Regions from separate parts of the Homo sapiens genome. Here region 1 is linked to region 2. Evidence: read pairs that join two places in POLR2A ChIA-PET (ENCODE). Cell type or tissue: GM12878. All regions are shown on one strand. Links, peaks and the distances in the headings refer to the core of each region. The heading gives the core; the rest is flanking DNA.

The links. ChIA-PET counts read pairs that join two places held together with the same protein. Peaks named below come from ENCODE experiments on the same cell type or tissue, not always from the same donor. Only the 100,000 strongest peaks of a DNase experiment are listed, where the experiment ranks them.
Region 1: POLR2A ChIA-PET joins it to region 2 with 9 read pairs; 3 of 35 experiments call an interaction of 5 or more read pairs at or near these places.

What each region holds. Positions count from the first base shown.
Region 1 is chr4:159,047,538-159,050,455 of GRCh38, forward strand. It overlaps a transcript of SPMIP2 not described here. Among named protein-coding and RNA genes, the nearest start is that of SPMIP2, 14 kb to the left of the region's middle. In GM12878, for the core only: no CTCF peak of the experiment used is centred there; no DNase peak of the experiment used is centred there.
Region 2 is chr4:158,859,525-158,862,442 of GRCh38, forward strand. It overlaps FNIP2 (folliculin interacting protein 2), which reads left to right. Exons shown (of 17, transcript NM_020840.3): 10 at 54-142; 11 at 1,818-1,964; 12 at 2,083-2,252. Among named protein-coding and RNA genes, the nearest start is that of FNIP2, 92 kb to the left of the region's middle. In GM12878, for the core only: no CTCF peak of the experiment used is centred there; a DNase peak (open chromatin) is centred at 1,518; H3K27ac peaks cover 1,067 bases.

The DNA of each region.
Region 1 (2,918 bases), core at 192-2,691, 190 kb after region 2:
GAAAACACAGGGTTTCCATCAGTCATCTATCTTGGTTGCTTTATCTGTTGAGTCATAGTCACATTGCCACAGATTCTTGGTAATCTGAAAAATACCAAGATGCTCTTAGATAACTGAAAACCCCAGCGAAGTAGTATTTCCTGCGCTGTACCAAACAAGCTCTGCAGAAAAGTAACTAGGCTGGAGCCAGTAGTTGACAGTGAGGTTGCCCAATCCCAGTTCTATGGAGAGCCCTGCCTCTGGGTCTACACAGCACAATGGAAGAAAGACAAAGAGAATGGCCTGCCCCACTACCTGCTCCTCAGTGGCCTGAGATTCTGTATAATCTGAAATAAATCTAAATGAATAAGAAGACGGGGTTTCAAATATGTGAACCATGATATGATAGCATGTAACAGAATGGCATGTAATAGAGAAAGCACAAAGAGGGAAAATAAAAGAGCTCCTGCTCCCAGTCTTTAGAGATGAGGATGCTTACCGCGTGCTGGTGTGCTTACCTTCCTTCAGAGATGATTGTTCATGCTTTTAGCGATGTTTTGCAGTCTGTAAAGGTACTGTTTTGCCTTTTTGCCTTTCTCTAGGCCACCTGAACTCGCTTAAGTAATCATACCTCCTCCAAAGCATGGTATTTGAGAACAGACCTGGCCTCTGTTTCAGAAGGACATAATTGACCGTTTTGTGTAAGCACAAAAGGGGGTGGGGTAGGAGAGCTTTCCCGAGCCTGTGCTATCTCCTGTTGAAGCCCATTTGTTAGCCTCGTAGGCAGGGCGCGCTGGAATGCCTGGCAAGTGCAAGTACAGTGAAATGCCGTCATTGTGCTGCTCTCACGGCGCATGTTTTCCCACGTACAACATTCAAAATGTTCAGTTCCCTGGAAAATGTTCTAAAGAAGTTGCACTGTATTAGGCTTTGTCTTCTCGTCTTTCACAAAGGCAGACAGCCCTCTGTTGAGAACAGCCTTTCCATAGGCATTTCTCTTGGCTCAGAGCCACATGGACGTAACCTAGAGCCACCGAGCCACAAGAAAATCTTGGACCAGAAGCAGGGGGAGGGGACGCTTTGCACGGTTTTTCCTCCCACATTCAATATACACAAGGATCCCGAATTGAAAATGCCTATCAGTTTGCAAAGGATGATATTGTCAAAGAAATTTGTTTACAATGATAACTAATAATTTTTTCTCTCCCCTTCCACTTTTTTTTTTTTTTTTTTTTTTTGAGAGAGTGTCCCTATGTTGCCCAGGTTGGACTCTAACTTCTAGGCTCAAGTGATCCTCCTGCCTCAGCCTCCAGACTTAGCTGGCATTACAGATATGCGACACCATCCTAGGCTTAATAATTATTATTTTTTAAAACCTGAGATAATTTACTAAATGATATAAAGTTAAAATTTTTTTTGAATCGGAGTATAAAACGTGGGCTTTTAGTTGACATAATGTAATTTGAATGACTTAAAATATAGATGTCAAATGTTAAGGTTATGTCAGGTGCATTTATTATATTTATTAAATATTACCAATTCTGATTTTCATAGAAAGAAAATAAAAGAATTCTCTATTGTAAATTGACAAAAAGATGGCAGGGATTTCTGAGAAAACACTGTCGAGAAAGATAAAGCAACGTCAGTTTGTGACATTTCAGTGGATTCTATCTTCAACACAGATTAGCTTATTATTTTTATTTAAGTAAACAAGAAGGTCCAGCTGGACCAAGTAAGCTCTCGTATTTTTCTGTTCTTTCGCTGCACACAAGTCTAAGAATTGTTAAGAATTGTTTTACTGGTTTCCTAAAAGCACCACAATAGCTTTGAAAATGGTTGAGAAGATGTAAGAAAATAGTCTGAAACATATAGATGAGATCAAGATTCGCAAAGATTGATTAAGGGATAGAATGCAAACCAAGTGATTTTTTTAAAAAATTCTTATTGATACATAATAGTAGTATATATTTTTGGGGTGCTTCTTTTGATATACGCAGACAACGTGTAATGATCAAATCAGGGCATTTAGGATATCCCTCACCTCAAACACTTGTCATTTCTTGGAAATATTCCAAAGCTTCTCTTCTAGCTATTTTGGCAAATCAAGTGATTTTAAATACAATCACTTGTTTGATTTCAGCTTAGGATTTTCCATCAACTTTTCTTAAAGGTATTTATTCTTTAGAATGTTCTGAATTTTTATGATTCGTTAAGAATATTGATCACCTGTTCTCAATTTTTTTATACAAGGTTAGAATCCACTTAAAATGAATTAAAACCCATATGATTTTTGTGTCTGTCTGGAAAATAGGGTTTGACTTCCACAGATGTCATAGAGAGCTCAAATATATACTGCATTACATCACTGATATTGTAGCTGTCACAGAAGAGAGAAAAAAATTTGGTACTGGAGATGTCTTGGTAGAAAATGAGCCTTAAAGCTTCTTGATAGATATAAGGCAATCTCTTGATAACATGTCAAGTAACTTAGACGTTACTTTTAAAAATGTGCATTGCTAAAAGGTGCCCGTTAGTGTCAACACATATTCTCTGGCCCTGGGCTGCTCTTTTTGACCCTGCAGGGGAAGCCATGAAAATAAAGTGAATGCTGGCATTAATCAAACCAGTCTTTATTTTGACAGCATTTGGAATTCATTCTTCTCACTGGGTGGTACTGCCACCACTGTATTTTTTTTTTTTTTTTTTTGAAATGTGCTTCCTGATAACTACTGTCAGGCTTGAGAAGTGGACAGGTGTGACTCCCTAACTTGAGGACAGGCCTGCTGTATTGAAAGGGAAAAGAATGGAAAGGGAGGTGTGATAGCATTTTTAATAAATATGTCTGCAATTCATGATAGTGTGAGTATAATATAAAAAGAAGGGAGGGGGAAGAAAGGGGGATGGGTTAGGAGTAAGGATCACCATATCCAGTAACAGCC
Region 2 (2,918 bases), core at 206-2,705:
ATAAGTTATAAAATTTCTTCTCAGTAATTTGACTTGCTTTCTCTTCAATAAAGGCTATGATCTCCTGTAGGAAAATAGCAGAATCAAGTCTCCGAGTCCAGTTTTATGTCAGCCGTTTGATGGAAGCTCTGGGAGAATTCAGGTAAAGTGGCAAAGTTTGGCAAATCCAACAGGAGATGTTTATGAGCAGCCATGGATAAAGATAAACTGTGACTTGGAAGAATTGGGGGCCTGGCAGTTATTCCTCACTTTTGTGGTTCCGCCCTTCAAGATGGAAACAGAACAAATGAAGCAAAAAATTTAAATAATTTACCGCTGAGTAATCCTCACTATTGCTCAACCGACAGTCCCTGATAGGATTGTTTTTAACAGGATGAATGGGGAAAACTAATGTTCAGGTATCTCTCACCAGTCTATTCATTATCTTATGTCAGCCTCACAAAAGCCCTAAGCACTACTAACCCCATTTTACAGATGTGGAAACTTGAGTTCAGGGATGCTTATTCAAAGCACAGATGGAGAGGTTATGCATGTCGGGAAGACATACATTCCAGTTTGCCAGGACAGTCCTAGTTTACACCAAGTGTCCTCTGGAAACTGGTGTCTAGAGTCCTTGCTCCTAGTATCTGTGTGGAAAGGTAAATTGTGTTGGGTAGCAGGTGGGATCCTCTCTGATCATGCTGAGTTGGGATTGTTGCACCATTTAGAGCCACTTTCTTGATAGGGAATGGAATCCCACTCCAAAGCAGTCATGAGCGAATGAGTCAAACTGTTATTCCATAGAGGAAGGATAAAAAAAAAATTTATAATCCTTTGAATGTTAGAACACTTTTATGATGCTTAAAGTATATGCTGATGAACTCAGTAATGCTACCTGGAGCAAAATCGCAAGCCTTTTTTTTACTGTGGATTATGTGTTAAAGTACTCAAGTAACATGTTACTTATTATCTGGTGATTGCTAAGACTTAAGTCATATATTTGAGAATGACATAAAGTTGTGCTCTTTGATGGCAGTCTGATGATTAGTAAACCTTCCATAGTTTTTGGGAAAGCACTGGAGATTTGCCTGTTGCTCTGCTGTGGTCAGACTGGACGCTCACTGGCTTGCGCTTGAGAATCTGGGTCCCACTTTTTTTTTTTTTTTTTTTTTTAGACTGAGTCTCGCTCTGTCACCAGGATGGAGTGCAGTGGTGCGATCTCGGCTCGCTGCAACCTTCACCTCCTGGGTTCAAGCGATTCTCCTGCCTCAGCCTCCCGAGTAGCTGGGTTTACAGGCGCGCGCCACCATGCCCAGCTAATTTTTGTATTTTTAGTAGAGACGGGGTTTCACCATATTGGCCAGAATGTTCTCTATCTCTTGACCTTGTAATCCACCACCTTGGCCTCCCAAAGTGCTGGGATTACAGGTATGAGCCACCACGCCCGGCTGAGAATCTGGGTCCTACTTTAATGAGGTGTCTATTTTTCAAAGGTCAAGAAGCTGAAAGTGAGGCTTTCTAGTTCTGTACTTTCAGTTTCTGTAGAGTCTCTGTAGTAGCAACTGAACTTAGCCGTTGTCCCACAGAAGCAGCCATAGACAATAAATAAGTAAATAAATGAGCACGGCTGTGACCCAGTAAAACTTTTTATTTACAAAAAAAGGTGGCAGTCAGATTTGGCCCGTGGGCCATAGTGTGCAACCCCTGTTATGTGTGGAGCTTGAATCTTTTAAGGACTACATAGATTCAAGTTGTTTTCTCCTTTATTCTTTTACACCAAGATTATCCAAAATAGTATTTCTGACACTTTTGTGTTTCCCTCTCTTTCTGTTCTATAGAGGAACTATCTGGAACTTATATTCTGTTCCAAGGATAGCTGAACCTGTATGGCTTACTATGATGTCCGGCACTTTGGAAAAAAACCAGCTCTGCCAGCGCTTTCTCAAGGAGTTTACACTTCTGATAGAACAGATAAATAAAAACCAGTAAGCTTCAACTCTCTGGAGACTTGTATGCAAATCTCATGGCCAATGTGTGTACTGCATAGGATGTGCCTCTTTCTGTATTGACTAAGTTGGTTGTATCTTTTTCCATTTCTCCAAGGTTTTTTGCTGCCTTACTGACTGCGGTGTTAACCTACCACCTGGCCTGGGTCCCAACTGTCATGCCTGTGGATCACCCTCCCATCAAAGCCTTCTCAGAGAAACGTACCTCCCAGTCAGTGAACATGCTGGCCAAAACACATCCGTATAATCCTCTTTGGGCACAGCTGGGTTAGTACCTAATTTGACTATTCAGAGAATATATGGGATGGAATAGGAAAAAAATGCTAGAATTTGTAGTTTATACCGGCTCTCTCACCCAGTAATTCATAGGTTGTCTTTGGGCAGATGAGGAATAGGAAGTTGGTCCCTGGATTCTAATTGTAGACCCACGACCTTCCTCTCTTTTTTCCCCTACTGGCAGCTTTGTGCTACACTCTTAAAGCAGTATAAGCCAACTGTGTTCTCCCATTCCACAGTGGCTGTTCACCCTAGAGCAGGATTTCTTAACCTCAGCACTGTTGACCAGGTAATTCTTTGTTGGTTGAGTTGTTGTGGGGTGTGGGAAGAGCTCTCTTACGCATTAATGGATATTGAGTGGCATCCTTGGCCTCCATTTACTAGATGCCAGTAGAACTGCCCCTCCCACCTCCCGCCCCAAGTTGTAACAATCAAAAATATCCACAGAAAAGCACCTCATCCTGGAAAGCAGCATGCTATAATAACAATAATGAAAGCTGACACTGTGAGCCAAGCCCTGGTTTTACACATAGTCATTAGATTCTCATCCCTACCCTTATTACTCTCAGCCTCATTTTGTAACAATACAGATGTTGTCTTGTCCTTGTGCTCTTGGTCGTGAGATGTATAAATGAATACAAGCTCCCTCATGGTTAG